Regions from separate parts of the Mus musculus genome. Here regions 2, 3, 4, 5, 6 and 7 are each linked to region 1. Evidence: chromatin loops called from intact Hi-C (ENCODE). Cell type or tissue: heart. All regions are shown on one strand. Each heading gives the region's core, and the rest is flanking DNA. Links, peaks and the distances in the headings are about the cores only.

Region 1 (4,432 bases), core at 385-4,384:
CTTTGATGTCAGGAGACACCAGCATGAAGAGGCTGTGAAGAACGGAATCCACAGGACACAAGCTGTGTGCAGGTCTCAGGACGGCACCGGGCACATCTGGTGGATCGCAAGCACCTGTAACTCCAGTTCCAGAGGATCTGAGGCCTATGTGTGGCCTTTAATAAAACCTATGCATGCACTCACATAAAACACACACATGCACTCAGGCACACATCTATCAAATCGGCAAAGAAGTAAGCCTCTTGAAATGAATGTGTAGAAAGTGCACTGAGAATGTAGCTCCGTTGATAAGAGTGCTTGCCTAGCGCACACCACATCCTGGCTTCAATCCCAAGCATTACAGAACCAGGCATGGTGGTGCACACCTCGAATGCCAGCACTAGAGAGGTACAGGCAGGAGGATCAGAAGTTCAAGGTCTTCCTTAGCTTCATAGTGAGTCCAAGACGAGCTTGCGATACATAAGACTTGACATCAAAACAGAGGAGTGGACAACAACCAGATAATGAGTGACATCCTCCTAATGCCGTGCTCTTTGGCTCTGGTTAGAGATTAAAACAATTTTAAGCTTATTGTTTTCAAGTCCTCTGTATACTATTCTTCAGATCCATTTTTCTGGCCCTCAGGTGAGATTCTATATCACGGGGAGGGGAGAAGAGGGCGCGGAGGGAGACTTGAACTATATGTGAGGTTACTTTAAGACTTAAGGGTTGGGAGTGGGAACAAGACTTAGAGAGTAGAGGTGTTAAGTCGAACCCTGATAACCTGAATTTGATTCTGGATCCCATAAGGCAGCAGGAGAGACCCAACCTCCACATGCTATGACACAGACACAATCACACATACCCATGCAATAAATAGGATAAATAGATGATGGATGAGTGGATGGGTGGATGGATGGGTGGAAGGATGGATGTGGATGGATGGATGGAAGGATGGATGTGGATGGATGGATGGATAAATAGGTAAACAGACAGATAAATGATAGACAGATGGGTGGATAGATAGATAAATAGGTAGATAGACAGATAGGTGATAGATGATGATAGATAGATAGATCATAGATAGGTGATACATAGATAGATATGATAGATGTGATAGATCATAAGTAGATAGGTGATTGATAGATAGATAGATAGATGATAGATAGATAGATAGATAGATAGATAGATAGATAGACAGACAAAGCAGAACAGGGCTTCCTATCTATCCAGACTGATCCAATCCTCCCCGCCCCCCCCCCCCCGCACCTCTCCTGATTAATCTGTTCTGGAAGCAGCTGACACTGCAGGTGATATTACAGGTAAATGTGAGCAACCAGAGAGATCACCCTCAAGACTGAGTAAGGACAGTCGCCATGGCAAGGCTGAACAAAGCCTTGAAGAGAAAGGCATGTCCCTTCAGTTCCTCTGTCTTGAAGCTGTCAAACAGTGCAAACTGCTACTGTTTGATAAAGCTTGACAGCGGTGTAGTAACCAGCCTTAAAACCGAGCCGTCTGTGACAAGCCTGGGGTTGTTCCTTATCACAGTGGCCCAGATCTCTGTTGCTCTGGAGGGTCCAAGGAAGGGGCTGACATGCTGAGAGACAGAGAATCTAGACAGCAGCAAACAAGACCCCCAAACCTGCCTTCTATGTGAGCCTAGCAACACATCCTCCTACCCTGTAGAGTTCTGAGACAATGCAGCCCCATGTTACACTTGAATGAAGAACTCTGAGACAGAACACCCAGCCATGCCAGGTTCCTGGGCCCCATGTAACTGGTCTGATAGATGGTTCTTTAAAAGGGAGACACTTGCGGGAGTGTGCTGGCCCACACATTTTATTCCGGCACTCATGAGGGAGAGACAGGTTGATCTGCATGAGTTTCAAGGCCAGTCTAGGCCATGTATAGAGTTCTAGACCAGCCAGAGATACAGAGTGAGACCTGGCCCGGAAGCAGGGGCTGGTATCAGACAATTATTAAGACAGGAGACTCCTAGGAATCCCATGTTGGAGGGAGAGAAAACCTAAAATCTGCTATGACATCCAGAAGAGGAATTTGCTGCTGCAAGAAGAGATTTCACACACTTCTGACAACGCGTCAGGCCAACTCCAGAGAGCCCTATACCTCAAGGCTTTCTCTACTTAAACCTAAAGTTCACATCAGGACAAAGACAGGCTTGGAGGTCAAGTGGGCCTTCTCTTGGCTTGTTCCTCTTCCCCACGTGGCCACAGTGACTAAATCTCAGCTTTTCAATGTTGCTTGACTCTCTTAATGGGTCTGTTTTGGACAGGTGACCCAGCCTGGCTTTGAATCTAGAAACTCTGGAGTCATAGACTGTGTGAGACAATAAACGTTTTCTGTTCATGCTGCTACATGCTGAGACAGTGTGACCCCAGAGCAACACCTAAGACATATTTGATATATTATTCTTCTTTTTCCTCTGACTCTAAAGAATCTCATAATAATTTAATCATATGTCACGGGGTGTCTTCCCACATTGATCATCTGGAACTCAGACAACAGACCTTTCATCCATTTGCACATTGAGAGACTTGTCTCTTAGATGAGGAGTCTTGCAAGTTCCCCGAGAGGACTCTCAAGATAAATGGTGCCTTCAAAATGAGAAATCTAAAGAAATAATCTGTTCTAAATCAAATTAGTAACATAATGTACAGCCAAAGCGGCTGGTAAGGGAGTCAAGAGGTGCCACCCGAGAGAACCGGTTAATGTTGATAGAGACAAAGAAGGTGGCTGCCAAGAATTGGGGAGGAGGGGGGGGGGGCGCAAAACTCAGCATTTCTGCAGGCGCTTCTGCAATGCTCCACATTGCCACTAGATGGCAATAAAGTTGTATTGTGCGATCATTCACTTAGCCTGCTGAAGTACTTTCAAGAAGCGTCACTGAATAAAAGCCAAAGAAAGTCTTAGTTGCTTAGTTGACATTAAATTTTAAATTACTATTTCTGTTCGAGAATTAAAATTACATTTCACAGATTGATTTGGGGACCAAAGGTCATTTTGGGGGAAAAAAAAAAGGTGAGTTCTAATGTATTCGTTATTTATCTTAAATATTGATAGCCTAGGGCCAGTGTGAGATGGTCCAGTGAGCATCTGCTGCACAGCTTAGCAACCTGAGTTTGATCTCTGGAACCTACGTAAATGTGTAAGTAGAGAACCGACTTAGCAAAGCTGTCCTCTGACCACTTTCGTGCCTTGGCACATACACCATAAACATAAAACTCACTCTCTCTCTCTCTGTCTCTGTCTCTGTCTCTGTCTCTCTCACACACACACATGCATACACACAAAATAAACCATAAATATGTTTCTCTCTCTCTCATACACATTCACACATATAGTAATAATGATAATAATTTAATAATTAGAAATATATTGATCACATTTTATAAGCATTCATCCCGCCGATTCATAATCTTTAATTTGAGGCACATTCATTTCAATTTTTAAAGATTGATCAAAGGACAAAAGGTCACCTACAACTACAGGTCATGTCTCCTTTCTTTCCTCCCGACTAGTCCCGACTATAAGAGGTCATCTAGCTTAATAATTAAGCATACAGGCCTTGGAACTAGGTTGGGTAGGTTTAAATCCTATTTCTAGCTTGAACTGTATCTCATTAGCACCATCAGAAATAAATGAGTTTTTTAAATGAATTCGTATACACGGAGTAGTGGTAGTAACGTTTCGACAGAAGTTTCCGATATTGAGTATTTTTTCTTTAAGGTCCTTGTCTCTGAGGTACCCTGCACTATGTTAACACGTAGTAAGGACAGAAGCGTGGACCACAGCCAAGAGAACCAAGGTCCACAGATAAAGAGGCAAACGGGGTCAACAGGAATTGGTCCTTACTGTTGACAGAGAGGACACCCTCGCAGAGAATAAACTAGAACACAGCCTTCAGGATCTGAAGTCAGTGAACCTTCACCCCTATCATGGCAAAATCACTCTTATTTATCGACTGAGGAAACTCCCCCGAGACAAGCACGCAGCCATATTAGCACAGCTGAAACCTTGAACCATTCGCACACACTGCCATCCATTCACTGTGTTCTGGTTATTGTCACTGAACCTCCTAAGGAACCTGACCTTTGCTACAGCCAAGTCAGAGACAGACACAGAGAAGGAGCGGCTATGTTTGAAGCTTAGACTTATGCAGTAAGATAATAGTTTTCAGGGGCTAGAGAGACTGCTCTGCCAGAGGTCCTGAGTTCAACTCCCTGCAACCACCCGGTGGTTCACATCCATCTGTCACGGCATCCAATGTCCTCTTCTGGTGTGTCTGAAGACAGCTATAATGTGAATGTGTTCATATAAATAATATAAAACCAAAATCTTTAAAAGAAAAAAAAAGCTAATGTCTTACCTATATATGAAAAAAAAAGATAATACGTTTCTCAAGAAAGTTCCCAGCCTACTCTGCCCCCAAACA
Region 2 (4,432 bases), core at 370-4,369, 56 kb before region 1:
CTTCTCTTCTCTCTCTTCCTTTCTCTACCTCTCCTACCCTCTTAATTCCCTGCCCGGATAAACCTATTCTATACTATACCTTCATGTGGCTGGTCCCTCAGGGGGAAGGGATGCCTCAGCATAGGCCCACAGAGGCACCCCCTTCCCCCACACCTGACTACACCTCCACCAAAACATATTCCTTCCTCTTTTTATCTTTTTATAAACACATTAATTATTACAACTGTTTTATTGTTACATTATCCTTTGAGTTTTATTTTGCTTTTGTTTTGTTTTTTTTTTTTCTTTGTCTTGTTTTTTAGAATTATTTATTTTATGTGCATGAGCAAGCCACTATGTGGGTGCTGGGAACTGAGCCCAAGAGCAACAAATGATCTCAAGTGCTGAGTCATCTTTCCAACTCCCTTGAGGTTTGGGGGATTCTTTCTAAAGATTTATTTTATCTTTCATATGTATGTGTGTCTGTATAAGTGACTGCCGTGGGTGGACAGGTGCCTGAGGAGGCCAGACGAGGGCATCAGACCCCCTGGAGCCGGACTTACTGGCTTGTATGAGGTGCTGAATGTGGGTGGCAGGAACCATGCTTGGTCCCTCTGAAAGAGCAGCAAGCGGTTTTAACTGCTAAGGCAACTCCCCAGCCATTGTTTGGGTTTAGTTATTTGCTTGTAGTGAAAGTTTCAATTTTGCAACCAAGAATGAAAGAAGAAGAAGAACATAATTCTGAAGCAGGATCTGCCGCTATATTCATTTTTATGAACTACGCCTAATGGTCATTTGCATTCTGGGGTGAAAGCATGTGCTATGGGGTCTTTCTTTACTTAATATATTTTATTATGCAGAAAAATGAAATTCAAATAAGAAACCACATTCCTTGAAAAAGAGAAAAATGATGGAGACCATGACATCTGACATTCATTCTATGTATGCATGTGTGTGCCTGTATGTGTGTGTGCTGCATGTGTATGTGTGTCCACATGTGTTTTGGGGCTTGCGTGTGCATGCATGCATATGTGTGCACATGCATATGTGCACAGGAGTGCATGTGTGTTCCAGTGTGTGTGTACATGTGTGTACTGCATGTGGTTGGGTGTTTGTACATGTGTATAAATGTTCAAATGTCCAGAGGACAGCCCCCAGTCACTTGTCTGTCAGGAGTCACACTTGTTTTTTACACAGGGTCTCTCCCTGGCCTAAAGCTCAGCCTGGTTTTTGCTATCTCCACGTCCCTAGTACTGAGATTACAAGCATCCATCATGAGATTCCCAGAAGATACCAGTTTCATGGGGATGCGTTGCTTCTAGAGGTCAAGCTCAGGTCATCATGCTTGCAAGGCAAGCACTTGACTAAGCCACTTCCCTATCGCCTGATACTCACTTCTGATGGTAACAGTCAGCTTAGTGTTCAAATAGCATAGAGCGACAAAAAAGAATAGAGCAATTCCCAGTTCCGACTGTAAATACAGACAGTGATAAACAGGTTCTAGCCAGGTTTGTTTAAATCAAGGGCTAGAGGCAAGCAATACTGGTCAAGACCCGGTCCAGGCCACCATCAGCTCAGATGCAGTCTGCCCTGGGAGGTGATCTGATAAGCTCTCAAACTGCGTTAAATCTCGGGGCTGGAGAGATGGCTCAGAGATTACAAGTACTGGCTGCTCTTCCAGAGGTCCCTGGTTCAATTCCCAGCACCCATGTGGCAGTTTATGTTTGTCTGATCCTCCAGTTGCAGGGGACCTCATACAACCAAAAAGTCATGCAAGCAAAACATCAATGCACATGAAAAATAAAATAAAATAAAATAAAATAAAATAAAATAAAATAAAATAAAATAAAGAAGTCATCAAAAGGAATCTTTTTTTTAAACTGTGTTAAATCTCTTTCAGGAAAGCAAACCCCTCCTCTGAGGGGCACCAGGCTCGTAGCTCTTCCCTTTTCCCAGCATGAGACTTCTGGGGAAATTCCAGTTTCTTGAAGACCATTGATTCAACAGTCTGATAGCCAAAGGGGGGACCCCAAGGGCTTCTTTAGCTTGCCTTCATTGCTGCCAGGACAGGCACAAAAGGAGAGTTGCTGTCTACACACCAACCCGTGACCTACTCAAACAGTGAGGAGAAAAATGGAGACAGAAATAGAAACTGCTTCCTCCTGGCACCCCAGCCCAGCTGATGATGTCTTAGTCATTGTCATGTGCGGCTACAGACTAACATCTGAAGACAGAGTCGGAGGAGGTTGTGAAATAAATTATAATATAGTCGGTTGGTTTTTTTCTTTAATCTGCTTTAAATTTTGCACTAAGCAAACCTTAAACAAACAAACAAAAATCTCGAAAGTAGGAAGAGAGGTCACTTTTATTCAAGGAGACAGAGCAGTTAGTTACCAAAAAAAATACCAGCTTTGCTAGGCGTGCATTTTAATTTGCCCTGCATTGCGTTGTTATCACGAACAATCACGAAGCAAATTGTAGGCAGATGCCTCTGGCTGTCCGAAAAGCGTATCAAATGAAAGACAAAGTTTCCTTGGTTCTTAGCAAATGTCATGAGGTTTTTGGGCAACGCTGAAATGCTCAAATGCAATTGAGAATGATAATCAGGTCTGCCAGTAGGGGGCGCGCAAACCAAATTTAGAAAGCGCTTCGAAATGGGCGTTTACGGAAGGAACGGATTAGGGAGCACAGCAAACTAAAGAGCAAAGTCAAATCTTCAGGGTAAAGCTTCTGCCATCTGTGCGAGAGCACAGATCTCAGAAGCTTAGGAGGTGGAAGGGACAGCTGTAGGTAGAATGCAAGACAATCCATCTAACGCCCGTTATTATTTACCCCTTTATTTCTACACCCTATTTTTATTTTGTTCATTTGGTTGGTTTTGCTCTTTACATAATGCTGGGTGTCTGTCTCAAATGCCAGCTAATAAGCACGTTCGTCAGCTAATAAGCACGTTCCTCATTTCTCCCATACATCTGATCTGAGTTTCATGATTCCTAGAACTCTTTAGCCTCTGTCCCCTGACCCTCAGGTTGTAATAACTAATTAACTCATATGCAACTTTACTGTTTTTTTTTTTTTCAAAACAAGGTCTCACGTATTGTGGGATAGCTTCCAAGAGTGACCCCGAATTTCTAATCCTCCTGCCTTCACCTCCAAAGTGTTCCAAGAGTTTGGATTACCTGCTTCACCACAACGCTTGGTGGCGTGGTGCTGGGGATGGAACCCAGGGCTTTTCGCATGCTCAGCAAGCACTCTTTGAGCTACTACACCTGACGCTCTGGCTCTTGCAGAACTTAAAAGACATCCTTTGCTAACCAAATCACTTAAGTTTTACTGGAAGTGAAGCATAATGTTGCACTCTACTAATCAAGTATAGATTGCTTTCCCTTGAGTTAGGCAAAATTCAATCTTGTTTAAAAAAAAAAAAAAAGACAAGAGTCCTTCCTCTGCCTACAATTTACAAATCCATCTATTTTCAACAGAGTCCTTCAAAATTCTGCACCAGCTTTTCTCCCAATAAACAACAGGTCCTCGTCTCCTAAAATAGTTTCGGGCATGAGGGCTGAGTCTGCTTTTGCAGACACTTTTTGCATAGCTGAAAAATCATTTTTGAAGAACCGATGCTCTTTGAAATGTGGCAATAGTTACTCGCCTATTGTCTAGGCACAGAGAAAAGCCCTTTGGAATTGTCTAGGCACAGAGAAAAGCCCTTTGGAATGGCTTGGAAAGCACCCACACACACACACACACCCCAAAAAAACGGTAGGTTCAGATAGTATGTTGGAGTATCCTGACTGGGTAACTTTACAAGAATCCTCCTAACTTGGTGATGATCTTCCTTTATAGAGTGGAATTGCAGTAACTACCTTTCTGGTTGGGGGGGTGGAAAGATGTGTCTACATCTTATAGACACATGCCTGGTAAGTTGTTGTTATTCGTCATGAATGGAAACTAGCTTTTATGCTTAGCATGGACTGAGACCCCACTCCTTACAAAACAAAACAAAGAAAAAAAACCCTCTACTAACACAATCCCGTTGTACAGATGGTCATAGGTCTTCTCTACGAAGAGTTCAGGGCAGTGCCAGTCAGCCATTCCCTCCGTGGAGGATGCAGAGAGCTGTCTGCAGCACCACCCTGTCAGAGAACTGAAAAGCTGCCGTCTAGGTGAAGTAAGAGGTTAGGCCAGGGAGAGTGTGCCCAGCTGGAAATAGACAAAGACTGAAACGATGAAAATGAAAGATCAGAATGAGCCGGCAACAAACCCAGAGACACAGAAGTAGTGAGAAATGGAAGGTTTGGTTTTAATGCTGGTGGGTATCCGCAGAGAACAGAGAAAACAGAACCACGTGATCGTACACTCCGATGCAGGAAGATGCATATGCACATGCTCACACACTCAGAGACGTCTCAGAAAAGACTGTGATCAGAAAACAAAACCCCAATGAAAGAAT
Region 3 (4,432 bases), core at 96-4,095, 190 kb after region 1:
GGGTATTACACCAGGTATAACCCTCATAAGACCTGACATTCTGACCTGTACAGTAGATATCTGTGGATGTGAAATGTGTGTCCCATTAAGATCTCCTACGTGGTACTGACCTTTGTATTGGAGGTAGCGTAGCACTAAACATACTTCCTTTCACCAATTAAAAAAATAAAAATCTTATTTGATGAATGCAAACTCAAGGTGTTCCATAATTTTCCATCATTGAAAATGGTCTAAGAGATCAAAAGACAAACCCAGTTTTTTTAATGGGGCATTTAATTTGAGGGGCTAGGCCAAAATAGTGGAGGGACTTCTGGTAGGTTAAGAAAGTATGCCTGGATTATGTGGAAACCCGAAGACTGCCTTGGAAGAGGCAAAACATAATTTGAAGGCACCCGTGGCATAACTTTATTTATTTGTGGCTTTAAGATGAATACAAGAAGTTCAGAGGCTTTAAAGGACATTTTATGAAAGAGCAAATTTTGAATGCATTGCAAACTAGGTTACCTAGCTCACTTCCAAACGAAATAAAAGCAAGTTAAAAAAAAATTAGCTCCTTCTCCGTAGTGAAAATAATAATGCCCAAGTAATGTCATTTTCTCCCTTCAAATTATAAGCTAATCAGCGAGGCCTGTTAACCTCATATAAACATTTCATTAAGGTACTCAGATGACACTACTGCTACATGAATAATGAATTCCCGCCCCCAGGCTTTACCTAATTTATGGCCCTTTATTTGGTGACTTTGCTTTAGAGCGCACAGGGTAAGGTGAAAGATGGGAAGAGAACCGGTTTAACTTGTATTCAAATACCTTTGCAGATTAAACAACACATCTCAACTTTTCCCCCCTCCTCTCCCCATCCGCAGCTCTCGTTTGTATCACAATCAGTGAACTGAGGAGATGACCCGAACAAAGGGGACTGGCACCTGCGCCTTCTCCATTGCAAACATTTCTTCCCACCCACGGCCCTCCACGGTCAGCGTTTGCCCGACCTTTCTAGCGCAGGCTCTTTCCCAGGTCACCTCGGGACCCCTGAGCAAGACTCTGCAGCCCGGGCTCTGACACCGATCTCTCCTCCTCCTACACGTGACCAAGCGGCGTGCGCCGCGGACAGACACCGCAACGCGGTAGACCTGGTGACAAAGGCTCGGGCGCATCCGGAGTCCCGCCGGCCTCCCGCGCTCAGCGTCGGCGGAGCCTGCGCAGGGCGGTGCCGCGCAGCGCGGGCCGCGGGAGCGGGAGCCGCAGCCGGGAGCGCGCCGCGGAGCCGAGCAGAGCCCGCCGCGCGCAGCGCCGGGCAGCGGAGGAGCCGAGGAGCGGAGCAGCGCCTGCCGCGTAGCCGAGGAGCGGAGGGGAGGCCGAGGAGAAGCCGAGCAGAGCCCGCCGCGCGCCGGGGAGCGGCTCCACGGAGCAGAGCCCACCGCCTGCCAGTCCGTTCGCCCGCGCCCTGCTGCTCCCAACGCCGCCGCCGCCCCGGAGCCCCGCAGCGACTGGGACACGGGTGAGCAGGCCGCGGCCCGTGAGCTTGGCTCCGGCAACCGGGCCCCAAGCGTCTTCCCCGCCCGTACTTACACCACGGCTCGGGAGATCATCCAGGACACCATCTTTTCGGCCGATGGGCCGCTGACCGCAGGCCGCGCGCTCCCCGCTCGCGCTCCCCGGGGCCGCGCTGGCGCCCTCGGGAGCCGGCCCGGTGTGTGCGCGCGGTGCCCGGAGCCGCCCGGAGCCCGGTCCCCCGCCCGTCCGCCCCCGCCCGCGGCCCCGCCGGCCCTGCCGGCCCCGCCCCTGCGCTCCGCTGATAGGCGGCGGCTCCGGGACCCCGCGGGCGCTGCGCTCCACCGAGCTGCGCGGTCACCTCGCTTCCCCGGGCCGGGGGACTCCGGGCGGGCGGTGAGAGCGCGTGGGAGCCGAGGCCGGGGGCGGGGGAAGCCGGGATTGTGAAGTGTCTGGCTAGGTGCGGCTCCGGTGCTCACCGAGGCTCGGCAGCCAGGGCCTACCACAGGCCTGGGTTGGCACGGCGAGGCTCGTGGTGCAATGCAGGGGCCAAGGGAGAGCGTCGGGGGTCACGTTTGGAGTGATGGGTTTGCAGGGATGGCGAGGCTGTTCTGGGCCCCTTGGGGCACCTTTTCCATCAGCGTCAGCCAACTCCTGTCTGTCTTGCCTGCCCCACAGCCTAAAACGTGGACCCAGGATTTCCGACCCGTGGTGCTGTTTACAAGTGTCCTTATTTTTTTTTTCCGTCACGCGCGCGCGCGTGTGTGTTACCTCTTAACACTGTCCAAAATTTTAAGCTGACCTTTTAAGTTACTGTAGGTGTTTTTTTTTCTTGGTCCCCTGGTGGAAGCAATAGTAAAAGTTCTCTAAGCTAGAAAGAATAATGTCTGTAATGTGGTGTTTGGAGCCTTTAATTAAAGTCCTAGAAAATATGATGGCTCATTTTGGGACGTACTGTAATTTAATCTTTTTGTTCCCCAGTTTCCCCATAATAAAAAGAGGCTAATAATACTCTTGCTTACCTCCTGCTTTTCAAGGATGATGTAAGGTATTGCTAATTAATGTGTTTAGGAAGGAGTCGGATTTGCCTGGGATGGTATCAAGGGACAGGGATAGGTTACCATGAGTGCCTTGTAGTTCATGAGGCCTATAAATTAAGAAGAATTTTGGCCATGAAAGAAAGCAGCAGGGGAGGGATGGTGGTGAGCTCTTGTGATCCCAGCACTGTGGAGGAGGTGGAGGCCTGCGGGGTTTCCTTCCACAGAACCAGGAAGAGAAGTCCTCCGCTGCTTTCTGCTCTTCCGTTCCTTTTTTTTTTTTTTTTTTTGCTTATTTACATTAAGAATGTGTGTTTTTATTTCAGGGGCTGCGGTGATTGCGTTTGTCCTGGTTTATTTAGTTTGACCATTGTTCAGCGTTACTGGGGAGATGTGCTTGCCCTCTAAGCAGCAGTTTTTCTGGCACATACCTTCCTTGTCCTTTCATGTCCTTCCATGGGCAGAGCGGTCTTGTAATGTCTTTATTTACAGCCTTTCGTTCCTCATCCTTAACATATCTTTCCCCTCCTCTCTTTCCTGAGCTAAGGTGTGTTTTCGTGCCCTTGACTGAATTGCATCTTTTTCTTGGATGCTTTATTTCCCATTCTCTACCTTTCTGACCTCTTAAATCCCCCCCCCCCAATTCCCTGCCCCCCACCCTCCCTCATAATTTATCCCTTAAGTTTCTGGACTCCTTTCACCCCTCCGCATTTAGTCTCTTCTGCCTGTTTTGCAGAGGTGATGGCTCTTGTTATTGTTTGCAGGACACAGCCCCCTTGTTCCTATTTCAAAAAGCCACGGGTTGTAAACCACCTACCTACCCTGGGTTGCTACAGTGTTGTTGAGTCATCCTGCCGCCCCAGACAGCCCTGGAGTGTTGATTCTCCTTGGTACCATGGAAACGGAGGTTTAGAGAACTTAACTCTGTAGCCAGTGATCCCCATGGTTCATAGGTAATGGAGCTGAACTCCAGTACTTTTGAGTCATACCTGAGTTGGGTGTGAGTTGGTTAGTCCAGGGGGAAAATTAAAAATTAGCAAGCTGCTTTTCTTCGTTGTTGTGACTGGCATTAACCACTAGCAAGCAGGTGGGGATGGGTCTGGGGATGCTGCACTCTGTGCTGTGTGGGGGACATCCTGAACAAAGACTGTTCCTGTGTCCTTCCTGGTTTAGGAAGATCATGCTTGTCATTCCTGTGATATTTGTCATCGTCAGAGCCTGAAATTTCCACTTTATAAAGTCACAGTTTTAACCGTGACTGAAGTTTCTTGTCTCTGTCTCTGCACACTCCTGTTGTGTAAACGAGAAGGGAAGGTTGTGTTCACCACTTGATTAGACGTTTTTGATAGTTGTGTCACATGGAGTCCTCAGCAGGTTTGCAAGGCAGTCACGTCCAGTTCCTAATCATTTTGTCCCAGCATCCATATGCTGACGGGCCTTTGTGTAACTTATTTTTATTTCCCCTTTCCACTTTACTGGTTTATCTAGATAGATGGATTTGTTTGGAGTTGCCTGTACAAGGGGGTTGCTCGGTGCGTCTCATTATGGCAGCGTGTTAACCGGAGGGCCACTCGGAAACTGATACGGCTGAGAACTATTGACCTACATAAGAGTCGGTCAATCCTAGGAGGAGCCTCTTGTGGAAAGCGCCCAGCTTTTAGAGGTGGCTGCTTGCTGTTTGTTACTGGACCTCAGATACTTGAGATCTGCTAATTGATGGCTATTAGATATATGCTTCAGTGTGTAAGATGATGCTATAGCCTTATGTGAGAAAAGGGAATACGGTATCTTCTGCTCAGCAGTGTGTGTGTGTGTGTGTGTGTGTGTGTGTGTGTGTGTGCACGCACGCGCACACAGTTGCCTGTGCTCCTTGCACCAAATGAAGGCCAGAGGGTGTCAGGC
Region 4 (4,432 bases), core at 73-4,072, 300 kb after region 1:
ACACCAGAAGAGTGCAATCAGATCTCATTAGGGATGGTTGTGAGCCAACATGTGGTTGCTGGGCTTTGCACTCAGGACCTTTGTAAGAGTGGTCAGTGCTCTTAACCACTGAGCCATCTCTCCAGCCCCGAGAGGCCATTTCAAACATAATTAGACAAACTCTCTAATTCAGTCTCTCATACAGTGGGATATAAGAAGTCGAAGGAGAATGTTTTAAAAGTGTCAGATTGTAGCTTTGATAGCACAAGAGGTTGTGAAAAGAAAGTAAAAAAAGGTACTAATTGAATTATGATTGCATCCTAACATAGTAATCAATAGTAACGACTCCTATGAGTATCTGTAAAAGCTTAAATTACGTTTAGAAACATACTCATGTGTAACTCTATTTATAGAAGAATTACAGTTTGAGTAAAATTTAAAACTAAGTGTTGTTAGAGAACAAGTTTCCCTCTGCGCTAGAGACTGCATACATGTCCTTTTAATTGCTAGCATGCGCACCTCTACCACTAAGTACATTCTGAGCCCAAATACCCTGCCTTCCTAGAAAATGGTAGCAAACATTTTAATGCCTTCACAACTCAATACTTCTTAAACAAACAACAAAAAGACAGCGTCTCGTTGTTGCCCCTGTTTGGCCTAGAATTTAATGTAGACCATGCTGGCTAGCCTCAAAGCTCAGAGAGATAATTGCCCTTTTTATGTTCCTAGTGCTGGGATTAAAGGTATACACCACCATACCTCGCTCCCCGTTTTGTTTTTAAAACCAGGAATTCTTACGTATACTAAACATCACTTTAACAGTAGAAATTAAATGTTGAATATCATTGTCAAGTACAGCATGCATACTGCCATCCTTAATAATATTGAGCTGTTCAAGTATTTTGTTACCATAAAACTAATTTTAGGTTCCCTATCCCCTGTTTGTTACTTTGTTCTCTGTCTCGTCCCCACCCCCGCCCCCAAGTGTGTGTTTAGACCAGTGTGGCTTATTTATCCTGCACCTCCTAAGTACTGGGGTTAGAGGTGTGTGCAGACCTTCATTATTGCTATTTTCGTAACAATACATATCTCATGTATTTGCAGATGTATGTATGTATGTATGTATATTATCAAAATTCTCCCAGAGGTCCTGAGCTCAAATATGACTAACCCCAGGAATCATTCTAATTTGAACTAGATTTTTTTAAGGATGACTTTTTATATTATGTGCATAAGTATTTTGCCTACATGTATACATGTGTATGTACCACATGCACACCTAATATTCATGCAGGCCAGAAGGCTCCAGATTCTGTGAACCTGGAGTTATGGGCAATTAGGAGTCACCATATAGGTGCTAGGAATTGAACTCAGGACCTCTGGAAGAACAGCCAGTGCTCATAACTGCTAAGCTATCTCTTCAGCGTCCACCCTCCCCTTCATTTTTAGAGGAATGGATGGTATAGTACTTCTCAGGTGTGTGTCCTTACCATAGAAGCATGAATAAAAGAGAAAGATAGTTCAGAAATCTGTAGTAGAGAATTAGTTTAGAAGTTACATAAATACATTTTAATTGAATGTTCATTTCATATAAAAACTAGAGTAGAACTTTGAGGTTTGTTCTGTAAGAATCAGAAAGTCATAGACGAAACTTTATGTATATACTATCCGACTTAGCTAGACTTCCTATTGCTACAACAAAATACCAGGACCAAAGAAACTTGGAGGAAAGGGCTTATGTGGCTTACACTTCCACAGCACTGTTTATCATCAGAGGAAGTCAGGACAGGAACTCCAGCAGGGCTGACACCTGGAGGCAGAAGCTGATGCAGAGACCACAGAGAGATGCTGCTTACTCTCATACTTCCCCATGGCTTGCTCAGCCTGCTTTCTTTTAGCAACAAGGACCACCAGTCTTGGGATGGCACCACCCACAATGTCCCTTACATAGAAAATGCCCTACAAGATTAGCTGCAGCCTGATTTTTATGGGGCCATTTTTCAGCTGAGGTTCCCTCCTTTCAGCTCACTCTAGTGTCTTGTCAACTTGACATAACCTAGCCATATCCCTCTCTGTTAGTTTATACCCAGCAAGCTTTAGGAGACTGCTTTCATTTTACTTAGGTTGGACTCCCCTGTTGTGGATTGTTTGTCTTTTAAGCCAAGGTGTTCTTGAATATTTTCAGTTATGACCTTAGAAAGCATTCAGGAGTCCCTGGCCTAGTTGAGGAAGCCACGGTTGGTAAACTGTGTTTAGCAGATGTTGTAAGCAGCTGACTCAGCTCCCTGCACGCCATGTCAAAAAATGGCTTGAAAGTAACTTTCCTTCATTGCTTTCTAGATTTTTAAAAACGTTCACAAGTATTTGGGACATCAAAAAGAATTGTGTGAATTTAGAAGGAAACATTTTTTAATAGCTTTTTTCTTTTTTTTAAAGGCAAGATTTCTCTTTGTGTTTTCCTGGCTGTCCTAGAACTCACTATGGAGACAAAAGTGAAATTGTACACTGTTCTGAAATTGTATCCCTGTTCTGGCTCCCCGAGTGCTAGGATTAAAAGTGTGTACTACCCACCACTCCTGGCTTGGCTTTGTTGTTTATTTGGTTGTTTTAAATAGTATGGTTTAACAGAGGATGGAGAAGGCCTTATTACTAATGATACTGCAAATTGTCAAAATGCAGGAGTATTATAGTTCTTTACATTTTCTTGTCAAAGGATTTCACTTTAAAAATTATCTAAAACAACAAAAAAACCTGTGGATTATTTTCACTTCTTGCCTCTATGTCTCCCTTATTTTCAAAACAGGATCTTGTTATATAGCCCTGGCTAGTCTAAAACTCTATGTAAGGTAGGCTAGCCTCCAGTTTACAGCAGTCTGCATACCTCTGCCTCTTACCTTTTGAAAAAAGGCCCGCACCACACTGCATTGTACTGCTACTATCTTTGAAGGAAGACATCATTGAACAGGGAAATAAAGCTATTGAGTTGTTTTTCTAAAGTTGTTGAGGGTAATGGTATATTATGTTTGATAAATTAAAATTTTATTTATAAATTTGTAACCCATTTTATGAGACCATGTTACTAATAAGCTATTGGAAACATAGCAGAGTTTTGACACATTTGATTCTATGTGCTCGTGGATCATTGAAGGAAGGATCATTATAGAAAGGCCTTGGCGTGACTGTTGCTCATTTCCTTTCCAGCTGGGCACTTTGGGGAGAAGGACTTGGTTTATGATTTTCTGTTTCGGGGAACAAATCATCATCATAGTTGTTGCTGGAATCTCTAGACTCGCTGGCCGGAGCGGGGCTCAATCTTAGTAGCTGTGTGAGACCCTGAGATTATCCTTGGTCGTGGCTAGGGACGCACAGTCCTGTGCCCCTCCTGCCATGTGGATTCAGGTTGTCAGGCTGGATAGCAAACTTTTACCTGCCAGTCTGTCTCTGACACTTTTGAGTTTTAGAACATTTTTAAAAGTTATTTTTACCTGTGTCAAGTGGTGCATAAAGTGTCAAAATGGCAATCTATAAAGACTGAAAATCGATTTGTGCTATTAGTTACTTAATTTTACATTGTATTGAGATAAAAGGCAGTAAAGGGTTTGCCACTGTGCTTGATAAAATGAGTTTGATTCCCTTTACCCATCCCCATGATAGATAGGTCACTCCCTCAGGCTGCCCTCTGACATCCACTTTGGCACACACATACATAAAATGTTTAAAAAAATGTAATTTGGTTGCCTATTAAATACATGTGTGCTTTATATTTGTGTGTGTATGTTTGTATATATGCATGCACATAAAATTTATTATATATAAAGATATGACTGTTGGAAAAATCTCCTCACTCTGTGTGCCTTAGCTTTGTCATGTGTAAAATGGAGATAGTGTTCGGTACTACAGTGGTATATTGAGGGTTAATTGCCATAATACAGGCAAGCAGCTGCTGTCTAAAAGTCCTGTGATTAAGTAAACACTGCTAACAAGACTTACTCAGTAACTAGTTCTTTCAAGTGGAACATTAACTTTTTTAGTTGGAAAAATAATAAAGGGGCTGGTGAGATGGCTCAGTGGGTAAGAGCACCCGACTGCTCTTCCGAAGGTCCGGAGTTCAGGTCCCAGCAACCACATGGTGGCTCACAACCATCCGTGGCAGGATCTGACTCCCTCTTCTGGAGTGTCTGGGGACAGCGACAGTGTACTTATATATAATAGATAAATAAAATCTTTAAAAAAGAAAAAAAAATAATAAAGAAAAGCATACTTTGTTATCTTTTCAGGCAAAATATACTGGGTTGTTGCTGGGTTGTTGTTGTTGTTTGCTTGCTTAGTTTTTTGAGTTAGGGCCTGGCTTTGGCTAATCTGGAGCTCACTGTAGAGAGATCCCCCTGCCTCTGTCTCTCAGGTGCTGGATAACTATGTGCATGACCAGGTCTGGCAAGACAAATGTTTTTAA
Region 5 (4,432 bases), core at 40-4,039, 220 kb after region 1:
CCTCTAATCTAGGTTAACCCTCACAGACAAGCCTGCAGGCTCCTCTGCTAGGTGGGCGTGTGACCCATGACGACTGAATCCAAGGTTTGAAATCTCATGTTAACACTTTTAATTCCATATTATTTATAGTTAGGATTTGCTAGTAAAATTAAACAATATACCTACTCCTTAAAACAAAACAAAACGCCAGCAAAGAAATTGAAAAACAAAACAATACAAAAACTTTTAAGGTCTATTCTTTTGGGGAAAAAAAAAAAATCAAGTTTCTCAAGGTAGACTAGCATAAAACCTAAATGTCGGCTGTAGTATTGGGGTTGTAGGAGAAAATTTGAGCTGTAATTCTCAAGTACATTAAATGTATTAAAGCTGCCTGTGGTGGCATACACTTGAGAAAAGCAAGAGCGTGCGCTCAGATAAGCCCCATGATTAGCTAGTAAGAAATGCTGCTGTGGGGATCTGTGGCCTGGGAAAGCTGTTTCTCTCCAGAGTGTTGCTTTCGTTGTCTTTACATGCTTTTTAATGGACTGTTTTCCTTGTAGTAGTATGGTGTCATTGACAGTTGGGGATTAAGCAGTCTTCTTTAAAAAATAAAAGAGAAACAACAACAAAAAGACTTCACCCACACTGGGACCCCAACCCAGACCTTCCCACCAAGTAGGCAAGTGCTTTGCCACCCAGCAGCACCGTCTGTCCCCAGCCCCAATTTCCTTTAATGATTACTTTGTGCTGCAAGTTATAAAGCAGGGAGATCACTGATGGTTGGTATTTGAATATGAGACTCCGTTTAAACATCTTTATATGTGCTGCACTCTTTCAGTGGCTTGTTTTATTGGGCTTACTAACCTTAGGTGGGAATGAAGGAATCCAGAGCCGACAGCATGCAGATTTGTGCAGTTTTCCTAGCATCAGATGCCCATTATAGATGGTTGTGAGCCACCATGTGGTTGCTGGGAATTGAACTCAGGACCTCTGGGAGAGCAGTCTTAACCGCAGAGCCATCTCTTCAGCCCTGAGCTGATCTATTCAACTGACTTTGAGAGTTTCCAACTCTCCCACCGCCACTGTCTGTCTGTAGCTTTAACAGTTTAGTTTAAATGGTCTACAGATATGTCTTTTGTATTTATTGTAAGCACTCAGTGCTATTGTAAGGGTTTTCAGAAAGCATGGGGGGGAGGAAAAGATTTTTATAGGATTAGATGAATTTTTGAAGATGATAATCCCTGGAAAACGGCAGATTGAATTTTGATTCCCGTTTTCACAGATCTTTAAAATACAAGCATAGCGGTCGTCAAACTTCTCACTGCTATCTTGAAAGAGAGACTTGCCTGTGAGAACTGAGGAGCGATCAGAAGAGGAATTCCTAGCTGTCTTTGTCTGGGTTATAAAGTCCTGTTGTGATTGGACGGGAAGTAAAACCATCATTTATTTTCTTCAAGTGTGATTGGCTAAGATTCTTTTCTTTCCGTGGTCTTTTCCAGTAACTGACTCTGGAGCTTTCCGTTTTATTACCTATGTTCTAGTACGCGGAGTACTCGGGTTGGCTCTGAGACAGTTTGTGAAATTTAAGGATGTCGGTAACAGCTCGCGGTGGAGTGTCTAGCGTTCCTGTAAGAAGGCGGCACGAGGTGTAAATCTCCGAACTGCTCCAACACGGAATTAGAATTGCCGCCGGGAGGAATGCTGGTTTAGAGCCGCGGGCCGCCGAGGGGGCGCGGTGGGGTGGGCGGCGCGGCTCGCCCGGGGCCGCGCGGGGATCCGGGCTCCTTGACGACGGCGCTATGTGTTCGCACGGCCGTCGCTCCTGACATGCGGACCTCCGGGAGTTGGCTCTGCGACCGCGCGTGGGAGCCGAGCCCCGTCCCCGCACTCGCCCCTCCGAGGGGGCGCAGACGGAGCGGCAGAAGCAGCCTGGCTGCTGTCCCTCGGCGGCCACCTCTCGAGGCCGCAGCGCAGTCCGTGGGCGGCACTACTTGGCGCGCCCGCCGACGCCGACCCCCACTCCCCCGCCCGCGGAAGGACACGCGGCGCGGCCGGAGGGGCGGAGGGGTACCGGCCGCCTGAGCGGCCGCGCGCTCATTCCTGTCAGTTTGCCTGTGGGCCGCGCGTGAGGTCGTGGGCGGCGCGGCTCCGGGTCGTCGAGCGTGCAGGGGCGCTCTCGCTCGCGGGCCGCCTCGCCTGCGGTCGGCTCCTCGGCATGGGCGGCCGGTAGGAGCGGGCTGCGCTCGTCCCCGGCGCAGTGGCGGCCATGGCGGTGGAGACGCGGCCCGAGCTGGTGGGGAAGCGGTTCCTGTGCGTGGCGGCCGGCGAGGACGCGCGTCCGGAGCGCGGGCAGAGCGGCTGCGGGCGCGGCTGGCGGGCGGGGGTCATCCGAGCCGTGTCCCACCGCGACCGCGGCCACCCGGACCTGGCGGTGAGAGCTGGCGGGCAGCATGTGGCACGCCCCTCTGCGCGGGGCGGGCGGGCGGCAGGTGGGGCGGGCGGGCCCGGCAAGGGGAGCGCTGGCTGCTATGGCCCGACTCTGCCGGGCAAAACCATCCTGCGTTTGGCTTTCCAGCCGGAAACGATAGAAATGTTTTTGGTACGAGGGCTAGTCGAAATTATTTCTCCCTTTCTCCATCATTTTGTATTTTGTTTGTTAGAAACGGACAGTGCTTTAGGGAACTCCGGCTCCTGAGTCTTATATGGCTTCACGAAGGCTAGAGATAGTGTAAATTAGGGGTTTGAACGGCATTTAGTACTTCTAAGTAGCCTCCCCTACATTTATCAGTTACATAGGACACTGTCAGTGTTACCTTTCAGGAGAATAAATGTGTATTTATGATTTCGTGCCAGGATACATTCTTTTGGTCACAAGCGCATTCTCATAAGGGAATGGGATTGAGTGAGTAGACTGGAGATAGAGTTGAGTAAGTAGAGTGGGGGTAGGGAATATTAAGATATTCCCCCTTTGCATTTAGATCAAATCCACCATAAAATGCAAAAATAGTCACCATTTTGATATGGTTGTTGGAAGTTTCGAGTGTGTTCTTGCAAACCATTCCTACCTGCTATCAATTCCATAGTTCCCCACGCACTGTATTATTAGTTTAACCGTGTAAAATAGGCTTAGTTGTGAATACTTATAAGAGGAATTAAAAATAGAGACAATTGACAAAACTCCGCATGGCAGTTCTTTGTGCTAAAGGAAAAAAAGAACCCTTAAACTTTACTCATCTTAATGCTTACTTGTGATAGCTTCACAAAGCCGTTGCTTTGTGTTTGTGTAAAGATGCCGGAACTCATTTCTCTTTCCGCTTTGATATGAAAATTGAAGATTTTACGTGGAGGATGCCTGGGTAATGGCTTAGACACTAAAGCAAACACGGAACAGAATTATGTACTGTGTTCCTATATACGTGAGAATTAGGAAATTAGATTAGATAGTATTGGAGACAGTCAAGTTCTGAAACTGTTTTTGAAAGGTCTGTTGGAAAGAAAGGGATACAGAGGGAACAAACATATTCCAGTTGCCCACCTCCCTTATTTTTCCAAATAGCAAGATAATAAGGTGGTTGCTTAGAAGTAACAATTGTCAGGCAGTCACTGCTTTGAATGGGTGTAATCCAAAATCGTGGGTGTGGTGTGGGAAGATGTCAAGTTCCAGGCCTGCTGGGGTCACAATCAAGACTCTCTCTCTATATGTAGTTATGTATATGCTGTGGCTCACAGCAGTTGATTGGAAAAGAGAGAAGGGAGTTTCGGGAAGTGACAGGTTGTTTACATACATTAAACATTCCTCTTGATTATTGGTTCATATACCTTAATATATCAACATTTCATTTTATATAAGTTTTAATGGAAAAAAAAATCCATGCTGAACTTAAACAGTGTGAGTTGTTTCTTTCAACAATTTGGCAAGTGATTTGTTACTGTATTTCAGTTTTTATACTTTTTCCAAGGGTTCCTTACATATTATTTGAACCTATGAAATGTAGAACGCTTTAGCACCGGTATTAGTGTAATTTTACGTTCAGCTACAAAATGCTCAGTTGGCTTTCCTTATGGTGTGCCTATTGTATTGCTATGGGAGGGGAATTGTCTTCTATAAACACTGTGACTTCTGTATAGTATTTCTTGGGGATGACAGAAGTAAGATTTTCTAAGATGAACTTTTGCCTTGTTGTCCAGGCTAGTCTTGAACTTCTGTACTCAAGTGCTTTATGACCCAGCCTCTCAAATAGCAGGGATTGTAGGGAGCATGTACCACTGAACCTGTCTTGGATTTTTGAGGTGCAAGCTATGATATTAGGTCTTAAATAATGCTGTACACATTTCTTAATGCACTCGAGGTTTTAGTCACCTATTTAATTTTTTAGTGAAAGTAGTGTATTGTTCAAATGACTTAATAAGCCACATGACTAGATGATCATAATGTTTATTAAGTTTTTGACTT
Region 6 (4,432 bases), core at 173-4,172, 310 kb after region 1:
ACCCACAGCTGCACGCGGAAGTGAAAGTCTGGGTGAAGGAACAGAAGGTCCAGGAGATTTTTATGCAAGGTATCTATTTTGAAACTTTTTTTTTTAGTCCTCAGTTTTATCCACTCTAATAGTTTTAATTGCATGTAGTCTGCCAGAAAATAATTGGCAAATTGTAAATAAACATTTTGATAAAGTTTATAATTTATTATGCATGGAATTATAGCTTCACAGTTGTTTTGTTGATAGGGAAATTTCCATAATGTAGACTGTTCAAGGTATGTTCTTTCTAGGAAAAGAAGCATTGTTTGCAGTGGAGGGTTGCCCCCAGTCATAATTGAGGTCCTTTGAAGCAGCAGCTGGTATCCAATGTGTCCCTCTACTTTCTACAGCAGTTACTATGACACTAGCTTCGGTTTTGTTTCCTTTGTTTAGTTAGTTACAGGGTTGTCTAGAACATGTGATTTTCAAATCAGACCAGCTTTATAATTCCAAGTAATTTGTTTTAATAGTAGTAAGATCATATGGTAAATATAAGGTTTCTGTGAAGTTGAATTGAAACTAAGACATAAGACTTAAACTGTTGATACGCTGTTGGATGCAAAGAATACAGTTTGTTAAGTTTGTTAATTTATCTCAGCCTTTGAAATTCATGCCAGTTTTAATTCCATCACTTCAGAATGAGTTTAAGGCCAGCCTGGTCTTACAAGTTGAGTTCCAGGATAACTAGCGCTATATAGTGAGACGCTCTCTCAAAAAACAAAAATGAGACAAAACCATTCATGTCATTAAGTATCAGTAAGCACTGATCTTGAAGGTGTAACTTCTTTTTTATGTGCACAGCAGCAGATCATCTAGTTATTAAACAATTCTTAGTAAACAAACAAACAAAAACAAATAAATTGGGACTTCCTGCAACTTTCTCCTACCCAACAACTATCAAACCTCAGAATCCTTTCCTGTCTAGAAGTTATCAACTTATTCTGTACATTTTTTAAAACAATAAATTGAATATCCTCTTGTTATCTAGACTGGTTTGGGGGACAGTTTCTTAATATCAGACGTGAAAATGGAGGTTCCAAATTACATGTCCTTAATAATGTCATTTAAAGAGATTTTAAAAGTATTCTTTCAAAGTCTGGAGATGCAGAAAATGTGATGTGGTGATGATGTGATGTGTTCAGCTTTACTTTCCCTGACCCCGTTCCTTCTTTGGCAAAGTCACATGAGGCTGGCTTCAGTGTGGTTGTAAGGTGGTTGTGCTTTCAGACTTAGCTTCTCCTTCCTGTCCGTCCCATAAACCAAATTATAAATTACTTTCTCATTTCAGACATGAGCTCATTTTCCCAAACTTAACTAGTTTTACTTCTGTACCACATTTTAGAACACTATGGCTTTACATTGTATCCTGTTCTCTTCCTAATTTATTATTGCAAAACTACTCTATGTGTAGCAGTGTCTATAATACCTTTGCATTCTGAGCTAAGATACTTCTCTTCTAAGACATTTTTAAAATCGACATTGTGTATTTCTCATCTGTCACAGAGCTTCGTTGCTTTTAAAAGGTAATTCCTAAGTATTCCTAAGTGGGAATGTCTTCATTTAAGAAATCCCTTGTGTTTTGTTTTCTTTTTTCTTTTGTTTTTGTTTTTTGTTTTGTTTTTTGTTTTTGTTTTTGTTTTTTTAAGGTCCTTATTCATTAAATGGATACAGAGTGAGAGTCTATAGACAAGATTCTGCCACCCAGTGGTTTACTGGCATAATTACTCATCATGATCTCTTCACCCGCACCATGATCGTTATGAATGATCAGGTAAATAGTTACAGTTTTGGTGCTGGGGTTCACACCCAGGGTTTTGCACATCCTAAGCACGCCTTCCATGTGCTGAGTGCATGTTACTTCCAGCCCCAGCCCCAGCCTCACAAGTGATCCTTTGAAAAGGATATTTTTACAAGATAAATAATGTATTCCCAAGACAAATTTTTTGTATGTAACAGTCCTGACTGTCCTAGAACTGGCTCTGCAGACCAGGTTGGCCTTGAGTTCACAGAGATCTGTCTGCCTCTGCCTCCTGAGCACTGGGATTAAAGGCATCTACCACCTGACAATATTATATTTTACTATTTTTTTATTTGTGTGTATATACATATATACATGTTTATAGTGTGACTGTCACAGCACACCTATGGAGGTCTTAGAATAAGTTTTAGGTCTCACTTCAGGATGTGGGTCTGCAGGCCTTTGCCTACTGAGCCATCTGTCTGGCTATAGCCAGCCCCGATACAGGTCTCTAATCATATAAACCTAATAAATTTAAATGTATTTGATGTTACACTGGGGCCACTTTAGGTCAGGAAGTGATAGTGATGTCATATTCATTCCAGTACACACACAAGTCAGTCCCTAATTGATTAGCGCCCCCCCCCCCTTAAAACTTGAGGTTTTTTTTCTCTCCAATAATAAATATCTCCTAGGTAGTTTCTTTTCATTACTGAACTCTTTCAAAACAAGCATAGTTCTCACACCACATTTAATTATTAAAATTCTCTTTTAAGAATTACAGTGAATGCAAAAGGGAAAAGGTAATTTTGTCTTTTGTAATTAAAATTGGTTATGTAAGCAGGTGGTATTGTACAAATTTGAATTCCCAAACTTATTTGTAAATAGTTGAGTAAAGAAATTGTACTAATGTTATGCTGGTCAGTTTGTTAGATTTAATGTTTGTTTTATGTCATGGATTAGGTACTAGAACCACAGAATGTCGATCCTTCTATGGTTCAAATGACCTTTCTAGATGATGTCGTTCACTCTTTGTTAAAAGGTGAAAATATTGGCATTACATCACGGCGAAGGTCTCGTGCCAGTCAAAATATCAGCACTGTTCACGTATGTATGTTATTAGTAATGCATTTTAATAAAATACTTTTCCTTAGGTTATTCAAAATCAAATAGTAATATAATCATTGTTGATTTATTTTTAGGGTCATTATACACGTGCTCAAGCAAATAGTCCCAGACCAGCAATGAACTCTCAAGCTGCTGTACCAAAACAGAACACACACCAGCAACAGCAACAAAGAAGTATTCGTCCAAATAAGAGGAAGGGTTCAGATAGCAGCATACCCGATGAAGAGAAGATGAAGGAAGATAAATATGATTGTGTATCACGAGGAGGTAGGCCCACTTTTTTTTTTTTTAAAGATTTATTTATTTATTACATGTAAGTACACTGTAGCTGTCTTCAGACACACCAGAAGAGGGAGTCAGATCTTGTTACGGATGGTTGTGAGCCACCATGTGGTTGCTGGGATTTGAACTAAGGACCTTTGGAAGAGCAGTCGGGGGCTCTCAACTGCTGAGCCATCTTACCAGCCCCCTTAGGCCCACTTTTTAAGAGTTGCTTTTGAGAGAGAGAGACAGAGACAGACAGACAGACAGTGTCTCACTGAACACTCCTTGGCTATCCTGGAATTGACTGGCTGGCTAGTGTCAGACTCAGAGATCTGTGTGTTGAGTGACAATGGCATTAGTTAGAGGCATGCCTCATCCTGCATAGCTAGACCTGCTTTTTTTTTTTAAGGGCATGTCTATAAATAAAAAAGCATTAAAATATGCTTATAGATTGTGAAAATTAAAATCTTAATTTTTTATGTCACAGAAAATCCTAAAGGTAAGAACAAGCACGTGGTGACAAAACGGCGGAAACCTGAGGAGGCCGAGAAGAGGCTGAGCATGAAAAGGCTCCGGACAGACAATGCCTCTGACGCCTCCGAGAGCAGTGACGCAGAGAGCTCCAGCAAGAGAGTGACTGAGACTTCCTCCTCTGAACCAATGCCAGAGTATGAACCGAAAAATAAAGTCACCTCAAAGGTAAATGGAGAGGAGGGACAGTCCCAGGCTGCTGAAGAGGCAGGAGAAGAGACCCTGATAGATACTCGGCCTCCCTGGGACCAGATGCAGGAAGATAAAAACCACAACGAAGGGGAGAAGCCCAAGTCCACGGACAGCCACCTTCAAGACAAAATGACTCTCCGTTCATCTGAGCAAGCCACAGTTGCTGACCACAATTCTAATGATTCAGTCCTTCAAGAATGCAATGTGGAAAACCAACGCACAGTGGAATTATTACCAAAGGACAGGTTAGTGTCCAGAACACCGACACCCAAATGTGTTACGGATATCAAGAACGACACTCATTCTGAGAGGGCGGCTCAGGAAAATTTAAATACTTTTGGCCTCCAGACACCTGAGAACATGGATCCAAATGTTAGTGATTCCAAACATTCAAATGCTAAATACCTAGAAACAGCAAAGCAAGATTGTGACCAGAGCTGGGTCAGTGATGTAGTGAAAGTGGATTTAACTCAGTCAAGTGTTACAAATGCTCCTTCAGGAAGTGATAAGCGCGATACGGAGAAAGAGAGAAATCACTATGTCTCATAC
Region 7 (4,432 bases), core at 144-4,143, 350 kb after region 1:
AGGATATATGAACTCCAGCTTAGGCAGCTGTTTCTATCTTAGCACACTAGGACAACCATAGTCAAGACAGCTCGGCTCACTGAATTCACTGATGGGTGCTAATATCCTGCATTTTGGTGCTTTAAGCTTTTTTTTTTTTTTTTTCTTAATTTATATGTGTACATTATAGCTGTCAGACACACCAGAAGAGGGCATCGGATTCCATCCCATTACAGATGGTTGTGAGCCACCATGTGGCTGCTGGGAATTGAACTCAAGACCTGGATGAGCAGTCTGTGCTCTTAACCACTGAGCCATCTCTCCAGCTCTGCTTTGAGCTTTTATGTTTCCTGTCTTACGTTTGCTCCTCAATTCCCTTAAAATTAAAGCTATCATTTTGCTTTTTAAACAGGCATATAGTGCATGCTCTGTAGTCCCCGCACTCAGGAGGCTGCTGCCAGATGAGTGCTGTTGAATTTGAGGCTCACTTGGGCTACAGTGAAGTCGTGTGTGTGTGTGTGTGTGTGTGTGTGTGTGTGTGTGAGAGAGAGAGAGAGAGAGAGAGAGAGAGAAAGAGAGAAGATGTTGTTTTTAATCTAGCAGCAGCTCAGTGACAGTAAATATGTCTCTTTTAGGTTAAGAATATCTTGTATCATGCAGTCAAGGAAATGGTGAGAGCTCTGAAGATGCATGAAGATGAAGTAGAGGATATGGAAGACACCTAATTGCGGTTGGAACTGGGATGCCCCTTGAGTGACGCTAGGTCTGACTTAAGCTCCATTAAACCATCAGTGCCAAGAAATTCTCTTTGTAGTAATTACTTGCTACTGACACCATACCAGTATAGCATTATGCCACAGCCCCTGTGATTCAATGCTAGCTATAAACCAAGCTAAATTTAAAAGCAGTACTATATAGCTGTTCCTGTATCATAGTGTATATGATGTTTGTGAAGATGCCAGATTTAAAATGATGTATTTATTTTTGGTAAAAAAAAAAATCTATGCTATATTGTTGATCAAGTGTAAATGTGCTGTTGTACAGTTTAATAAAATAACTGATATTTTTCACTACATTGAGACAGTTACTGTGAGACTAGGACACACCAGCTGTTGCCTGCGTTTGGGAAATTGCTGGATTGCACAGCAGTCACGTCATAATCAGAAAATTACTGCCAAATAATTGTAAAATGTGTAAAATACAAAGTACATAAAGTAGATACTAAACTCAGACACTTCAATATTTTGTTGAAGCTATTGACTGTACAATTAAACGTTTTCAAAAGGTGTAATTTATTTAAAATTGTCTCATTTTGGTAAAATTTATGTGAAGTTTTAAAGCTAAATATTAAACTTAATATGCTATGTAAATATATACATATATACATTTAAGGATGTATTTTTTTAAAACATTGGCTTGCTTTTGTTAAAGTGCAAGTGTTACATATGGCTTTGTACATTACAGTTGAAAGGGGTTTTACATTTTCCATTAAAAGACTTTATCAAGAAGCTGGATGTTACAGTTCTCCCTCTCTGGTTTGACACTGCTGGGATAAAGTGGAGCTTGCAGCCACAGGCTGTGACTGGGAGCCCTGCCTCTCATTGGCTCTGCCAAGTTTGTTCAGTTTCAGTAGCTGATCACTGTCCCTCCTGGATAGCCTTTGCCACTGAAGTCTGTGGTTCTGTGTGGACACCTGCTGGTGTTGAGAAGGAGTAACCCAAGTTAGCCACTTTGTACTTGATGTATCACTTAGCTTCACTCAGCCTGCTGTGCCACACTTTCTATCCCAGGCAAGCTTCAGCCAGGAGTCTGAGCACCTCACTTCACTTTAATAACTGCCTGACACAGACCCAGTGAGGTGGTGGAGGCTAAGCACTTGCCAGGAGAAAGTTATGTTGTAGACCATGTTCCAAGTGGCCTGTGCCCTTAGTGCACTTTCAGATGTGCCTCAGCTGCCTTTGCCATGTGTCCTGGCTCTCCTGAAGCTTGTTGTGCACTTCATCAGGCTGGTCTCAGACTCCGAGATGCTCCTGCCTCCTTAGTGCTAGCAATAAAGGCATGCACCACCAGACCTGGTCTGATTAAATTTTGATAGGAAATAAGTTTAAAGCCATTGTATTAGTTCTGGGTATTTCTACTTTCGGATCGAAGGTCCTGGAGAAGTACAATCCTTGTGGTATTTTCTCCCAGAAAGCTCTTGCTTCTGGCTATACCCGAGGCTCCTTTTAACTGTCCTACAAAAATGGATTTGAAGCCTGGCAATGGTGATATGCACACCTTTAATCCCAGCACTTGGGAGGCAGAGGCAGGTGCATTCCTGGCCTACACAGTGAGTTCAGGACAGCCAGGGCTACACAGAGAAACCCTGTCTCGAAATAACCAAAAAAGAAAAAAAGGATTTGAATACGGCAGAAGGCAAGCGATACATTAAGCCAGGCTAAAATGGCTTTCTGAGCAAAGTGCTTCTTCTAGCCATAGTTGAAGAAATGGGCGTAGTCCATGCTAGTGACCGAAAGCTTCTCAACGTGGCAGAGAGAACACAGCATTTACATCACCAAACACATTTGTAGACTTGGGAAGGCTGGAGAGTCAGCGCTTGGGGTTCTCTTCTGGCTACTGGAGCAAGATTTGTGTGTGTGTGGGGGTGGGGGGGTGTTATGTGCATGTGGGTGGAGGTCAGCGCACACGCTGGAGTTGGTTCTCAAGAGTCATCAACTTCTTTTCTTTTTTCCTTTTTTTGAGACCTGTTCTTGGGTATTGCTTTTTAACTGACTGACCAGTAAGCTTCAAGGATCTTCCTATTTCCATCTCCCCAGCACTGAGATTACAGACATGCACCACCATTTGGCTTTTTATGTGTGGGATTTATGTAGCAATTGCCCAGCAACGGGAGCAACAGAACTATCTCCCCAGCCCCTGGAGCAGCACTTACTTACCATGTCCCAGCGCTAGCCCTTTGATTGCTCTCTTGTTCCTCCTATGAAAACGTCTTACCGTGTCCGTTTCCCATGTGTCTTAGGTTTTCCTTTGCTGTGAAGAGACATCATGACTATGTCAACTCTTAGAAAGGAAACTTAATTGGTTTCAGTCCATCATCATCATGGTGGGAAGTATGATAGCATGGGGGCAGTCATGGCGCCAAAGGAGCTGAGAGTTTTACACCCAGATCTGCAGAGTAGGAAGTGAACTGGCTTGAGTTTCAGCCACTTATGAGGCTCCTGGCCATCTGTAACTCTTAACTCCAAGGGCTCTTCCACTCTCTTTTGGACTCTATGCATACATATCTGCACTTAGGTACATACACACACACACACATTTTTTTAAAGGCAAAATTTATGAACAAGGACTATAAAGTTAATATAAGATCATATTTTTTTAATATCCTTTTGGGGGAAAAGCACAAGAATTTAAAATAGCTTAAACATTCTTTTCAGAATATTAGCCATAATAAAGTAAAATAAATTTGATACAATAGGACTATTTTTTTTCCAGAAAACAAGTTCCACTGTTGAATCATATTTCTGAGTTACATTTTAGTTATGTATATAGTTATATAGGTGTTTCTAATAAACAGACTTTAAGTTCAGAAAATTAAGATGTCAGAGCACATAACGATTGGACCAAAGTAAAAGGCAACATCTTTTCAGCATCTTTTGTTGAAGCCCCCAATTTTAAAAAGCTAAGACTTGTTATTTACAAAGCCTTTCCCATTGTGTTTTTGCTTTACCGCACACACACAAAGTGGGCTGAGAATGTGACACACCGCAACACAAAACACGTCCCATGTTCAGGTATCAGCCCTGCCTCAAAGGAATATGAATATATCCAGTGTCCTCTTCTTGTCTCGGCAAACATTTGAAAGCATGCACGCGTGCAATACCCTCACCACACAAAAGCCTGCCAGAGATAAATGAACTATGTAGAATAGTTTGAGAAGCATCAAGGTCAGGAGGCATTCATAGAAGCACACCAGTAGTACATGTGGAAGTCACCATCCTTAGACCTCCATATGGGCTCTTTCAAAACGAGTGGATGGACATAAGTCTACCCCACCCCACCCCACCCCCCCACCCCCCCCCCCCCGTCCCCAGACAGGGTTTCTCTGTATAGCCCAGGCTGTCCTGGAACTCACTCTATAGACCAGGCTGGCCTCAAGCTCAGAAATCCACCTGCTTCTGCCTCACAAGTGCTGGGATTAAAGGCGCCACCACTGCCCAATTTTTTTTTTTTAAGATTTATTTATATGAGTATATTGTAGCTGTCTTCAGACACCAAAAGAGGACATCAGATCCCATTAGAGATGGTTGTAAGCCACCATGTGGTTGCTGGGAAGTGAACTCAGGACCTCTGGAAGAGCAGTCAGTGCTCTTAACTGCGGAACCATCTTTCCAGCCTGTACATGTATCTTAAATCCATTTTTTGCTGCCATGTATTCTGAGACTGCAGCATCCTT

What was found. Hi-C counts contacts between places; a loop is a spot of excess contacts. Peaks named below come from ENCODE experiments on the same cell type or tissue, not always from the same donor. Only the 100,000 strongest peaks of a DNase experiment are listed, where the experiment ranks them.
Region 2: it touches region 1 in a loop (2.5-fold over the local background); 17 of 42 quality-filtered maps call a loop at or near these places.
Region 3: it touches region 1 in a loop (5-fold over the local background); 24 of 42 quality-filtered maps call a loop at or near these places.
Region 4: it touches region 1 in a loop (2.7-fold over the local background); 21 of 42 quality-filtered maps call a loop at or near these places.
Region 5: it touches region 1 in a loop (5-fold over the local background); 15 of 42 quality-filtered maps call a loop at or near these places.
Region 6: it touches region 1 in a loop (5-fold over the local background); 23 of 42 quality-filtered maps call a loop at or near these places.
Region 7: it touches region 1 in a loop (2.4-fold over the local background); 6 of 42 quality-filtered maps call a loop at or near these places.

The regions. Positions count from the first base shown.
Region 1 is chr10:66,906,574-66,911,005 of GRCm38, forward strand. No RefSeq gene overlaps it. Among named protein-coding and RNA genes, the nearest start is that of 1110002J07Rik, 12 kb to the right of the region's middle. In heart, for the core only: a CTCF peak has its summit at 2,825 (motif pointing right); a DNase peak (open chromatin) is centred at 3,818; H3K4me3 peaks cover 347 bases; H3K27ac peaks cover 820 bases.
Region 2 is chr10:66,850,785-66,855,216 of GRCm38, forward strand. No RefSeq gene overlaps it. Among named protein-coding and RNA genes, the nearest start is that of Gm31416, 19 kb to the left of the region's middle. In heart, for the core only: a CTCF peak has its summit at 2,585 (motif pointing right); DNase peaks (open chromatin) are centred at 1,257, 2,057 and 2,607; H3K4me3 peaks cover 408 bases.
Region 3 is chr10:67,095,219-67,099,650 of GRCm38, forward strand. It overlaps Reep3 (receptor accessory protein 3), which reads right to left and starts at 1,770. Exons shown (of 8, transcript NM_178606.5): 1 at 1,572-1,770. The coding sequence starts at 1,603. It also overlaps a transcript of Jmjd1c not described here. In heart, for the core only: a CTCF peak has its summit at 2,333; DNase peaks (open chromatin) are centred at 1,163, 1,913 and 3,403; H3K4me3 peaks cover 4,000 bases; H3K27ac peaks cover 3,103 bases.
Region 4 is chr10:67,208,290-67,212,721 of GRCm38, forward strand. All of the region lies in intron 3 of Jmjd1c (jumonji domain containing 1C), which reads left to right. Among named protein-coding and RNA genes, the nearest start is that of Nrbf2, 75 kb to the right of the region's middle. In heart, for the core only: a CTCF peak has its summit at 1,807 (motif pointing left); no DNase peak of the experiment used is centred there.
Region 5 is chr10:67,125,013-67,129,444 of GRCm38, forward strand. Jmjd1c (jumonji domain containing 1C) reads left to right here and starts at 2,076. Exons shown (of 26, transcript NM_207221.3): 1 at 2,076-2,410. The coding sequence starts at 2,246. In heart, for the core only: no CTCF peak of the experiment used is centred there; DNase peaks (open chromatin) are centred at 1,619 and 2,229; H3K4me3 peaks cover 2,625 bases; H3K27ac peaks cover 1,371 bases.
Region 6 is chr10:67,215,307-67,219,738 of GRCm38, forward strand. Jmjd1c (jumonji domain containing 1C) reads left to right here. Exons shown (of 26, transcript NM_207221.3): 4 at 1-69; 5 at 1,677-1,801; 6 at 2,732-2,875; 7 at 2,971-3,163; 8 at 3,648-4,432. Among named protein-coding and RNA genes, the nearest start is that of Nrbf2, 68 kb to the right of the region's middle. In heart, for the core only: a CTCF peak has its summit at 1,744 (motif pointing left); no DNase peak of the experiment used is centred there.
Region 7 is chr10:67,254,834-67,259,265 of GRCm38, forward strand. It overlaps Jmjd1c (jumonji domain containing 1C), which reads left to right. Exons shown (of 26, transcript NM_207221.3): 26 at 615-1,493. The coding sequence ends at 704. Among named protein-coding and RNA genes, the nearest start is that of Nrbf2, 28 kb to the right of the region's middle. In heart, for the core only: a CTCF peak has its summit at 1,662; no DNase peak of the experiment used is centred there.